Regions from separate parts of the Homo sapiens genome. Here region 2 is linked to region 1. A link is a contact called in ENCODE Hi-C data. All regions are on one chromosome and are shown on one strand. The core of a region is the stretch at or near the end of the contact, and the rest is flanking DNA. Distances in the headings are between cores, read along the strand shown.

Region 1 (6,002 bases), core at 1,716-4,215:
CAAACATGACTCCACATTAGAATCCTCTGGGAGCTTTTAGACCACACCCCAGACCCATCACATCACAATCTCTACAGGCTGCTTCCAGACATCAATATTTTTTAAAGCCCCTAGGTGACTTCAATGTGCAGCCACGGTTGAGAACCAGTGACCCCCAATTTATTTCCTCACCTGGGAAGGAGCCCCCTAGAGTGAATTACAGAGAGGCACCCCAGCACCAGATGCAGAACTCACATTTCCAGGCCCCATCAGTCTCCCTCCAGCTTGCCTAATCAACCCTTGACCCTAATTGCCCACAGCAAGGGGCAGAGTTCCATCACCACCAGCCAAACCTCTACTGCCACTTTAGGGAGAGAACTGAGCAAGAATCACTTTCTTTCATCCACGTGTTGGGGAGGGATGTTTCTCAGATTGGAGGAGACCACCTGCATGAGAATTCTTGAGAGCTTACTAAAATGCAGATTCACAGGCCCCAGCACACACCAGCTGAGTTGCAGTCTCTAAAAGCTGTGCTTGAAGCCTGCTGGTGACACACGGTAGGCTAGTCTGAGAGTCAGAAGACCAGGGGTTGAGTCCTAGCTCTGTCCCTGACTTGCTAGGTCACTGTTGGTGGGTCTGGCCTCTTATCTGTAACCTCTTGGGGAGTCTCATGAAAAGCAACAAAGTCTGTCTGAAGGAAGACTTTGCAGGCACAAGAGCGCTGTATAAGTCGGTTACTTTATTGTTATTGTTGGTTTTGTGCTTGTCATTTACACTCTCTGGGTCCTGCTATGACCTGACGCCTCAGTGAATGAATGCGGGTGGAGAGCTGGAGGGCTGATAAGCCCTGGAGATGCTGTAAAAATAGCCACATGCTGGTCATGCACAAGGTGTGGGGTGAGAGTGGTGTATCTATCAATGTCTCTGTGCCCTGCAAAGCAGGGATGATGAGCAAGGCCCTGTAATTATTATAGGGATGTTCTATTGCTCCAGCGAAGCCTGGACTTGAATGAAGTCTTGGAGAGAGGGAAGAGGAAGGCAGAGGAAATGGAACATTTTTGAGCACTAGCTACATACTAAGTAATCCATGAGGCACTTTCACGTATCAGTGCATCAAGTTCTCATGCTCAGTTTTACCCCCATGAGGTGAGAAAATGGAAACCCCAGAAGAGAAAACAGAAACTCAGAGTTACGACCTGTCCCGAGTCACTCAGGCAGCAATGGCAGGGCTGGGGTTAGAACCCAGGAAGGTCTGTTTCCTGAAGCCCCGGGTGTTCCCATGTACCACATGGCCCTCCACTGTATGAGAGCTTGCAGGCTTCACAAACAGCCTCTCAGCCTGCTGGAGGTGTCCAGCCTGAAGCCCAGAGCCCTTGAAGGATCTTTGCCCATGTGATGTTGGGGGATCACCCAGCCAGACCCCTGCCCTGCGTTCCCTCAGCTTTCTGGGGAGGATGAGAACATCTGAAGTCAATCGCATTCTAACAACACAGGGTTTCAAAGATAAAGATCAAAGGCAGAGGAGGTCAAAGAAACCAATGTCAGATTCCCCCCAGATTAAAGCAAAAGGAGCCGCACTCCCTGCAGGCTGAAGTCTCCAGGACGCCTGCCTGGAACCCGAAAAACTTCTCCAGCCTAGACTCTCAGCATCTGTCAGCTAGTGCTGTGGTAACAGAGGGCAGGTCACAGATGGACAGAGTCACACAGAACGGGTCAGGGAGTCCTGAGAGGGAGAGAGAGAGAGAGGGACAGAGATGGAGAGAGACACACAGGGAAAGCAAGACACAGCGAGCCAGACAGAGATGTTCAGAACGAGGCAGAGAAGAGAGACAGAGAGAGAGAGAGAGAGAGAGAGAGAGAGAGAGAAAGCAAAACAGAGAGCCACAGATGCAAAGTGAGGTATCGAGGCATAAAAATAGTGTCGGAGTAAAGCAGAGGCCAAGCCAGGCTGGGAGAAATCCTGAGCGCAGGACAAGGCTGGCCCCGGAGGCATCAGTGTGCTGTTGTGCAGGCAGAACTTTCCACTGATCACACCCCCTGCCCGTCAGCCCATCCTTGATCTGCCGTCCTTTGCCTCCACGTGGAGGCTGGCCTGATGTCTAGATGGAAGGCCGAGGCTCCCAGGCAGAGGCTGGCAAACAACCCACCAAACAGGCTGGAGGGGCCCCCTGGGGGTCAGGAGGGCTGCGGGGACCTGGGTCCTCAGGCCCCTTAGAGACTGGAAGCCTCCCACCCCCTACTCTGCTCATGGCCTGGCCAGACCTGCAGGGCCCCCATGGTCCCAAGCCCTCCCGCTGTGGCCTGTGCCTTACTTTCTCCCCTCTCCCTGTGTGCACCAAACTTGTGAAGCCCAAACCAGCCTTCCCCTCCTCCAAGAAACCCACTGGGATTTCTCCAGGCTTCTTTTGTCTGCATTGCAGCCTCATGGTTCAGTGATGCAGTGTTTGTGTTCTAAATGCCGTGCACAGAAGTTCTGTGTTCCCTCTTTCCATCTCGATGTCAAATCCTCTTCCCTTTCCTCTTCCCTCCCCTCCCCACCCAGGCCTCATGGCATGTGCACTAAAAGGCTTCCATGAGGTTCTGAAATGTGCTCTTTTCATTCAGAGAGTGCTCATTCCTTGACTGCCTTCAGCTGATCCTCAGTTCGGAGGGTAGGAAGCAGAGGACAGCGTCGTGCCCAGCCGACCGGGGAAGGAGGCCCAGGCAGGAAGCTTGTGGAGCTAGCAGAGCAGGTCTGAGGCAGGCTCAGCTCTCAGCCTTTTGTTATGGACTGCCCCCTGCCTCCAGCCTCTCTTCCTGAACCTCACTCAGGGCAAGAGTTGAGCATCTGCATTAGGCGGAGGCGGGGTTATTCCACCTTGCTGGCCTGGCTCAGACCTAAGAGCCTCATCCCCACGGGCCCAGCCTGCAACCTGGCCTGAACCTGCTCTCTCACTTCCCTTTCTCAGTGGTCAGCACCTGCTGAGCTCCCCACACCCTTGTTCCCACCCCTGCCAGGCACACCCTCTTCCTTTCCCCAGAGGCCTCCTTCTGGGCTGGTCCTGCTTGGCCAAAGCCAGAGGCAGGGCTACTCAAAGTCCAGTGGGGGGAGAAATGTGAACCCACAACCCACCCAGAAGGAGTGAGAGCCAGGCCATCGGGGACCCCCACATTCGCAGCAGTAGTTTCCCCACCAGACTGAAGTGTGTCTAGGGCTGGGGCCATGCCTGCTGGTCTCTGTATCTCCCAAGCCTAGCCCAGGACTTGGCACTTAGTGGATGCTTGGACAATTGCTGAGCAGGTGAAGAGGGTCCAGGCAAAAGACTGAAGCCCTGACAGCTTCGAGCTTCCCTGCCTTCCTTCCTGCCATCATGATGCCAATGACAAAGTGATGCAAAATAAAAATATCACTGAGCAAAGCACGAACAGCGTCACAGCTGATACCCACAACAACTCTGGTGCCCAAGGCACAGGAGGCTTGGTGACTTTCTCAAGGTTCCCCAAGCCAGTGAGTGGGGAGGGCACAGTTGGACTCTGAGTGTAAGCTCTTGGGCACACTGCTGGACCCCAGGAGAGGCGGGTTCTCACAGCTCCCCTGTGACCTGAGGTGAGTTCCATTTCCCCTCCGAGCTTCAGGCTCCTCGTGTGTGAAATGAGGTCTGAACTCCTTGGGTTCTTCATTCCCTTTTCTCGGTTAACATTTCCTAATAATTTAAGGGAATGAGATCACCTCCACCTCCCTTGATTAAGATTCATGCAATAGTTCGAGGCAAGACTCCTACCTTCAAAGATCTTACAGTATAGTGGGGGTGAGACATAGTCTATCTAATATTCAGACAGTGGGGCTGTGGAAGCCTCAGGGAGGGGAACTGGAGGCCTTCCTGGAGGAGGACGGGATGGGGTGGGCCCGCAGGGAGGAAGCATTTGCCCTGTGGATTTGTCAGGAGGGGAGGGGTGGGTGTGAATGGGAGTGTAGTTGAGAGGAAGAGTGCAGGAGGAGGACACCGGCCAGCTGGAATGGAGAAAGCCATGAGTTTCTAGCAATTTCCTTTTCCAAGCCCCTCTTGCAAGTGAGCATCTTTAATTTATTAAGGGACTGATTTGAAATCATCCTCCCTCTCTCCCTGCCCACACTCCACCCTCCACTGCCTATATTTCCCCTGACCATAAATTTCTTTTTAATGACAGTTTAGAAAATGAGCAAATCTCTAGTGACACTTTTATCACCCCCAGGATACTTTTAATAAGAGGTTTCGGTAGATTGCATTCTGGGAGTGGGGGGAGGGGGAAGGCAAGACGGTAGCTTCACCAACCTGCGCAGAGCTGTTCTCCCCGGTCCCAGCCCTGCAGCCCCCAAAACCACCCCTCTCCACCCCACCCCTACCTGGAGGCACCCCCTGACCTAGGACTGCAAATCCCTGGGTTCTAGCCCCCATGCTGACAATCCACTCACCTCGTAGCCTTGGGCACATCCCTTTACTCCTCCTCTCCCTCCCTCTCTCATCTGTAAAATCTTGCCTATGTGCAAGAGATAATTAGTGCAGACCTATTAATAATGGTTAAAAGCAATTAGCTGCCGACACTTGGTGCCACACCTAGTTACTCAGACTGGCAAATCGGGCCCCAGAATATTTCTCAAACTACAAACAGGGCCAGCTCAACTGGATTTGAAAGCATGGCTCTAACCACTCCACTGGTCACTGGGAAGTGTGTGTTGCAGGCCTCTTTTTGTGCTCACTCTATGTTAGATGTGAATGTACTGGAAAATCCATGCGGCACCTAAAATGTGATGTCTCCTTCAAGAGTTTTCAAATGAGCTGGGCAAGCAAGAAAAGCTGCCCAGAATAAGGTTGTGTCGGAAAGATAGCCTGACAGGGCTAGGAACAGGGTGGGGCAGCACAGGGGCGGCCCATGATGGATCCCTAGAAAGGGGAGATTTATGACATGGGATTGACTGGGAAGGGGAGGATCTAGAGGGAACTGTCACAGTTCAGGAGTAACAAAAATGCTGAACAGAAGCCATGAGCAAGGCCTGGGAAAGAGGGCCATTTAAGGAAAATCAACAGGATTTGGGGGCTGGCTGGATATGGGGCATGTGAGCCTTGAGGTTTGGAATAAAGGCAACGGGAGGTTCACAAAGAAAGGCAACCCTGGAAGATGGCAGTCCATCATTGAGTGACCTGTAAAATGATTCGGTCCATTTTAAAACACACAGAAAAAAAAATTGTTTTCTTTAAGAAACACACTGTTGAGGGCAATTTGAATTACAGTTAGTCTGGGAAAGGTGACTCAAGCCTGTAATCCCAGCATTTTGGGAGGTTGAGGTAGGAGAGAGTCACTTGAGCCTAGGAATTCGAGATCAGCCTGGGCAACATATTAGATATATATTAGAGACCCTGTATATATATATATAAGGCATATATATGCTTAAAAAACAAAGAGGGGTTAAAAGTTAACTGAGTAAAAAAGTAATTTGGGTGATCTGCGTGCTTAGGGATCTTGACATTTACTGAGCACCTACTATGTGCCATTCACTGTGCTTTGCACTTTGAGGAGCTGGTGCACTGGAAGAGTTTATTGCTGTGTACAACTTTCTAAATGAGAGCTATCCTGCTTCTTATCTTTGTTATTGAGCAGAAATCATTATGGCCATGGATAGGAAATGAACATTTAGGGCATAGAAAATAATGATAGTAGCTAATAGCTCTTGAGTACTTACAAGGTGCTAGACAGTGCTCTAAGTGTTTGCATGTGTTAATTTGTTTAATGTCACAAAAATCCTAGAAGGTAGGTGATATTATTATCAACCTCATTTTATAAATGAGAGGTTGAGTGCCTCTCCCAAGGCCACACAGTAACTGCCAAGTCAGGGTTTGAACCTGGTAGCCTGACTCCAGTGCTCACGAATTCAACTACACTCCAGACAGCAGCATCTTGTCTGTTTCTAACCCTGAAGAGGAGTCAGTAGCAGTGGGGGTGACTTTAGAGAAGGTTCCAAAGGGTCCCCTGAGAGCAGACTGTCTCTGAAGACAGGAAAGTCTTGA
Region 2 (6,002 bases), core at 1,361-3,860, 4.4 Mb before region 1:
AGTGATTTTCTTCAGAACTTGCATTCTCTGGGGGCTACTGGGCACTTGAAATAGGGCTCATCTGAATTGAGATGTGCTGTAAGTATAAACAACACACTGGATTTTGAAAACATAATATGAAAAAAATGACCTTAAATTTTTACATCGATTACACTTTGAAATGATAATATTAGAGGTTGGGCGTGGTGGCTCACACCTGTAATCCCAGAGCTTTGGGAGGCTGAGGTCAGTAGATCACCTGAGGTCAGGAGTTTGAGACCAGCCTGGCTAACATGGTGAAACCCTGTCTCTACTAAAAATACAAAAATTAGGTGGGCATGGTGGCGTGTACCTGTAATCCCAGTTATTTGGGAGGCTGAGGCAGGAGAATCGCCTGAACCTGGGAGGCAAAGGTTGCAGTGAGCTGAGATTGCTCCATTTTACTCCAGCCTGGGCAACAAGAATGAAACTCTGTCTCAAAAAAAAAAGAAAAAAAGAAATGATAATATTTCAGATATAAGATATATTTGGCTAGATAACATACAAAAATTAATTCCACCTATTTCTTTAACTTTTTTTGTTGTTGTTGTTTTGTTTTTTAGATGGAGTCTTGCTCTGTAGCACAGAATGAAGTGCAGTGGCAGGACCTTGGCTCACCACAACCTTCGCCTCCCAGGTTAAGCGATTCTCCTACCTCAGCCTCCCGAGTAGCTGAGATTACAGGCGCCCGCCACCACGCCCGGCTAATGTTTGTATTTTCAGTAGAGACGGGGTTTCACCATGTTGGCCAGGCTGGTCTCCAACTCCTGACCTCAAATGATCTGCCCGCCTTGGCCTCCCAAAATGCTGGGATTACAGGCGTGAGCCACCGCTCCTGGTCTTCTTTAACTTTTATCTAGTGTGGCTACTGGAACATTTTAAATTATGTGTGTGGCTCATATTGTATTTCTGTTGGACAACACTGTTACGGAATATCTGCTCTGCGGGGGCAGGGAATTTTGTCTTTTTTTGTTCACAGCTAAATTTCATAGCACCTAGAGTAGCACCTAGCACACAGTAGGTGGTCAGTAAATTATTTGTGGAATGAATGAATGGATCCTCACCAGCATTTCTCCTTAGGAGTCACCAGCAATTGATCAGATGGAACTTATTTGCTACCCCGAGCCTAGCGGATGCTACACCACAGTGCTAACAACCCCCGTTTGTGCTTTCTGACTTTAGAGCTTGTGTCGCTCTCCTGGGACTCTCCTGATACCCAGTGGGGCAGGTGAAAGTGGACTCTGGTGAATGCACTGCTCCGCTGAGGGTCTTCTGAAAGGGAACGTTTCCGTTCCTTCTGATCAGGAAGCAGGGCAGTGTGCAAATGGTATGGAAATCACTTCTTGTGGGTGTTTGCCTATCTAGGGTGCTGGGGATACTTCCAGTCCACTTCCTGACCCCAGCCCTTGGTCCCTAGAGACAAAAGAGGAAGCTCTGGAGACTTTGAGCTCTGGGGGCAGATCGGGGGAACTGGGGCCCCCTTAGTCTTTCCCCAGCGAATGAGGGCTTGTAGCCCAGAGCATCCTCATCTCTCAATTCAGCAGGAGCCTAAAAATAGTCTGCAGTTTCAGCCTCCCCCACAGCCGCCCGCGCCAAGTGGGGCCCTGCGCCCGGCAGCTCCTCCACAATCCAGACTGTCTGCACAATCTGCCCCAGCTACCGACCCCCATCTCCTCGGCGTCTGTCCCATCCTGGCCCCTGAGAACCCTGAGCTCAGCACTCCCTGCTGTGAGGCCTGCTGAGGGTCTGCTTCACACTCTGCCTTTCCTAACAGCCTGGGCCCTGACCCCTGGAATTCCAGACCCCATGTTTTGTCCACTCTCCATTCTGGAGGGGACGCTAGCCAGACACAAGTGGGGTGAAGGTGTTGCAGGTAATGAAACCAGCACATGCAAAGCATGGGGTGCGAGAGAGCACAACATGCCATGGAAGGGGTGAGCCGGAAGGGCTGGGTGCACGGGATGGAGTACGGGGGCCAGTCCCAAGCTGGAAGGCAGCACCGCAGGTCTGTTGGCTCCCACCCCACGCGTGGATGCCCTGGAGTAGATGATGTCTTCGTCCAGCCCACGGTGGAGCAGGACTGCCCCTTGGATCAAGTAGCCTGCAGTAGCTCTGGTGCCACCCACACCTTGTGTAGAGCCCAGAAGGAACGCTTAGGTGCCAGGGCCTGTCTCCCTGTTTTGGGTCCTCCACATCTTGTGGGAAGCCCTGGTGCCTTCCGGCTCTGAGCTTCTGGGGTTCCTGCCTGCTTAGCAATACAGGAAGTCTCCTCAATGAGGTCCAGCAAGGGGAATGCCTCGAGGCAACCAGTACCTTGGTGGCAGAGCTGGAATGAAACCCTCCATATCCTGATGCCCAGCTGGGACCCGTCCCTCCCATCAATGTCGGGCGACCACTGCTGAGGACACATCCTGGTCAGAACCTGAGATACGGGGCTTGGGGACCTGCCCTGCAGAAGGGTTTCCTGGTGGCAGGAGTGAGTGTGCAGGTGACACTGCTGGCCCATGACGGTTCCACATTCTGAGTGAGCAGGGTCCCAGCTGCAGGAAGTGGTGGCGGCAGAAGTCACAGTCACCTTCCTCTCCTGGGGGCCGGCTTTCGGGGAAGCCAGGGGAAATGCTGAGCTCATGGGCTGTTCTTCCCACAGCTGGTTTCCAAGGCCTTTTCTTGTCCCTGACATCTCTCCACAGCCTCACCACAGCCCTCAGAGGCGGAATGCCATCGTGGGCATTACTGTCCCATTAGGCAGAGCAGGTGCAAGGCCAGCCTCTTGCTCTGAGCTACCTGCCCCTTCAGAGCCTGGCCTAGAACCTGGACTCCTGCCTCTTCCCACCTCCACACAACACCCTCCCCCAAGGAAACAGGGGTGGGTGGAATCTAGAAGCTTCTCAGGTGAGGTGAAGGTGTTGGGAAGGCATTAGAACTTGAGGTTTTCTCACCTCCACCAGCCCCTCATTTCCCAGCAGATGTGAGACCTCCTTGGTGTGCATGTCAGCCCGTGATAGGTCAGTCTCAGGACGTTTCCCCCAGCATGGGGCCTGTCAGAGGAGCTCCCCCTCCCCAGCCACCACAAGAGCCCAGTCACTGGGAGCGCCCCTGCACCCTGGAAGGCATCCGAGGGATCCAAGCCCATTCCTCAGCTTGAGGAAATGGCAGCCCCTGCAGAGGGCCCTGACTGGCCCTGTGAGTGTGGAGGTGGGGGCGTCCTAGCCCTGATACATCCTTTCCTGAACTCCACCCCAATCATGGGTATAAACACAGGCAGAACATCAATGAAGTGAGAGGAGAGTTGTCTGCCTTGGCAGCCAGCACCAGGGAAGATGGAACTGTGGCTTGTCTACCTGTCTGGCCTTCTGTTGTTCTCTGTCTCAGTCTCATTCTGTTTCCCTGTTGGTCTCTGTTTCTATTCTCTCTCTCTCTGTCTCTCCTTGTTCCTATTTCTCTCTCTGGCTTGACCTCTTATGCTCACTTACACAAAACAAGCATGCATATATACAACAGGTGGGCACATGGGACCACACGTATGACCTGCTCACCCATACACACGTACAAACATGCACATCTGTGCACACATGCATCCACACAGAATCCTCCCTCCTCAGATCCTGTATGTATATTCAGAGAAGGGGGTGGTGGTGAAGCTCTCTTTCCATGTATCCACAGGCTCAGGGAGAACCCACAGTTAATTTCCAGGCTGTTTCTGCCTCCCTGTCACTGGCAACTGGGAGCTTGGAGGAATAGGCTGGGATCCCCACTGATATCTGGGACTCTGGTGGGGATCTCTGGGCCATCATAACCTGCCAGTGAAGAGCATGAGAGGGGAGGGGGAGTCTCCGGAGGTGAGCAGAAGGGACGAGATAGGAAGATGAGATGTTGAGTTAGCAGTGCACTGGCCTGGAGGGCTCTCTGGCTCCTTCCCCTCCTGATGCTCTTCCTGGTGGTCCTGCTGAGATGCCCTATGACCCACCTGAGAGCTGGGGACCAGGGACGACTGGACCACAGGAGGCCCCAGAGGGAGGCGCCTGCAGGGAGGGAAGCCTCCTCAGTCATTTGCCCCACCCACAGAAAGCTGGAGGCTGGACGTCCCTAGGGTGTGTGGCCATGAGGAGAGAGCCTTTATTCCTGTCCTTTCAGGACAATGGGCCAGATGAGGCCCCACCAGGTACTTGGGTTTCCTGGGTGGGTCGGGGCTTTCCTGGAATGCTCAACCTTCCTGGTGTCCCAGGGTTGAGGTAACTGCATGGGAAGAGGGTAGGCAGGAAGCCCTTACGGTCTGTAAGGACCTGTCCTGCCCTGGAGTCTGGGTTCAGGTGGTCATCAGAGCCTGCACGCCTCCACCACTCTCAGCATGTGGGCCTGCTCCCTGTTCAGAGCAACCCCCTTACTGAGCACCTGTGTGGTGCAGGCTGTGCTGGGAGGAGGCTTGTGAAGAGCAGGTGAGCTAGGACTGGGCACCAGAGAAGGAGGAGCCCCTTTCGCTGCTGGGGCAGGAGCTAGAGCCCCCACGGGCATGTTTTGGTGTGGGGACAGATTCAACAGGAGCCCAGGGATCTTTCTGAAATGTGACACTTGCCTCCACCCTCCTTGCCAGAAAGGGACATTGCTCAGCCACCTGGCTCAGCTTCAATAAGCAAGTAGTAATAGTGGTGAACAAAAGCCAAATGCGTAAGTCACGCACCTGCCCGGGACTGTTCTGAAACTTTGTGTGAATTGTCTTGGTTAGTTTTCTCACCAGCCCTTTGAGGTTGATACTATTACTATTGTCTCCATTTCATAGTTCAAAGAACTGAGGCTGAGAAAGAGTAAGTAGTTTACCAAAATTTCACAACAAAAAGATGCATCTAATCTTTGTCCTCAAGAAACAGGGGTTCTACTTTTACTTTTTTTTTTTTTTTTTGAGATAGGATCTTGTTCTGTTGCCTAGGCTGGAGTGCGGTGGCACGATCTTGACTCACTGCAACCTCTGCCTCCCGAGTTCGAGTGATTCTCTTGCCTCAGCCTCTTGAGTAGCTGGGATTACACCACGCCTGGTTAATTTTTTTTTTTTTTTAATTTTTAGTAGATACGGGGTTTCACCATGTTGACCAGGCTTGTCTCAAACTCCTGACCTCAAGTCATCCACCTGCTTCAGCCTCCCAGAATGCTGGGATTACATGTGTGAGCCACTGTGCCCGGCCCAAGCTCCTGCTCTCTTTGCTGGGTTCGCGGTTAATACAAGTGATACACACAGCAGAGAGAAGCAGTCAGGTGGGCCACTCTGGCAAAATGGCAAAGATCAGGTCTGGGACAGAGTCTGCCCCAGTGACCAGGGTTCCCTACACAGAGTCCATTAGCACCCGAGTCTTGGACCTCAGAGGAAGATGATGGGATCACTTGTTCCAAGACACCCTGAGGCTCTGAGACAGGGAGGTCACCTGTCAATCTGTCCTACTTGGGACCGAGGTGGGCTGAGAGGCCCTCTGCTTGGGCTGCAGGGCCCCTGCAGGGGTTGAGGATCAGCTTTCTCCTCTCATTGGTTCCTGCCAGAACCATCTTAGGGAGCAGCTGCTGTGGGGGCTGCTCTCCCACAGCAGGGAACCCACATCCTGCCCCATTACAGCAAAGTGAGCATCCGGTGGGGGAAGGACCCCCACGGGGGGCCTGAAGCTGATGAAAGTTGAGTCAGGGTGACTCAGTGGAAGGCCTCTTCCCACTGCTGTCTCCAAGTGGAATACTGTGGTCAGACCAAAGGAAGAACTTCCCAACCTCTGGTCCCACATCTGGAATGCATGCCAAAAAGGGGTCTCTGAGAGAACATGGCAGTTTGGCAGTTCTCAGGCTCTGTCATGCTACATACTGACCTCAGAAAGACCCCGGGAGGCAGACTGCAGATGGGGAAACTGAGGAAAGGGACAGGACCTGTACCAGAGCTGGGACTGTAGCTGGACCTTGAGTCTGCTCATCATGGGGGCACCTGCCCAAGGAGAGGGCAGCACCCCACTGCA

The links. A loop is a pair of places that touch in the nucleus more often than their neighbours do. Pooled maps may share reads with other maps.
Region 2: a loop to region 1 is called in a pooled map, with 14 times the contacts of the local background. The contact joins two enhancer-like sites. A Hi-C loop is called at or near these places in 2 of 37 single-sample maps with no recorded cell type and 2 of 50 pooled maps.

What each region holds. Positions count from the first base shown.
Region 1 is chr15:70,011,979-70,017,980 of GRCh38, reverse strand. The region is part of intron 2 of LOC101929129 (a long non-coding RNA gene); the gene reads left to right. Among named protein-coding and RNA genes, the nearest start is that of MIR629, 64 kb to the left of the region's middle. RefSeq lists enhancers at 1,120-1,169, 2,576-3,079. Within about 2 kb of position 2,965, at least 4 of the 41 ENCODE cell types and tissues checked have a DNase peak (open chromatin) inside an H3K27ac peak, as active enhancers do.
Region 2 is chr15:74,399,704-74,405,705 of GRCh38, reverse strand. No RefSeq gene overlaps it. Among named protein-coding and RNA genes, the nearest start is that of MIR6881, 8.7 kb to the left of the region's middle. RefSeq lists enhancers at 1,365-1,444, 1,705-1,974, 2,015-2,104, 1,654-2,619, 2,235-2,764 and 4 more and a silencer at 2,530-2,739. Within about 2 kb of position 2,610, at least 11 of the 41 ENCODE cell types and tissues checked have a DNase peak (open chromatin) inside an H3K27ac peak, as active enhancers do.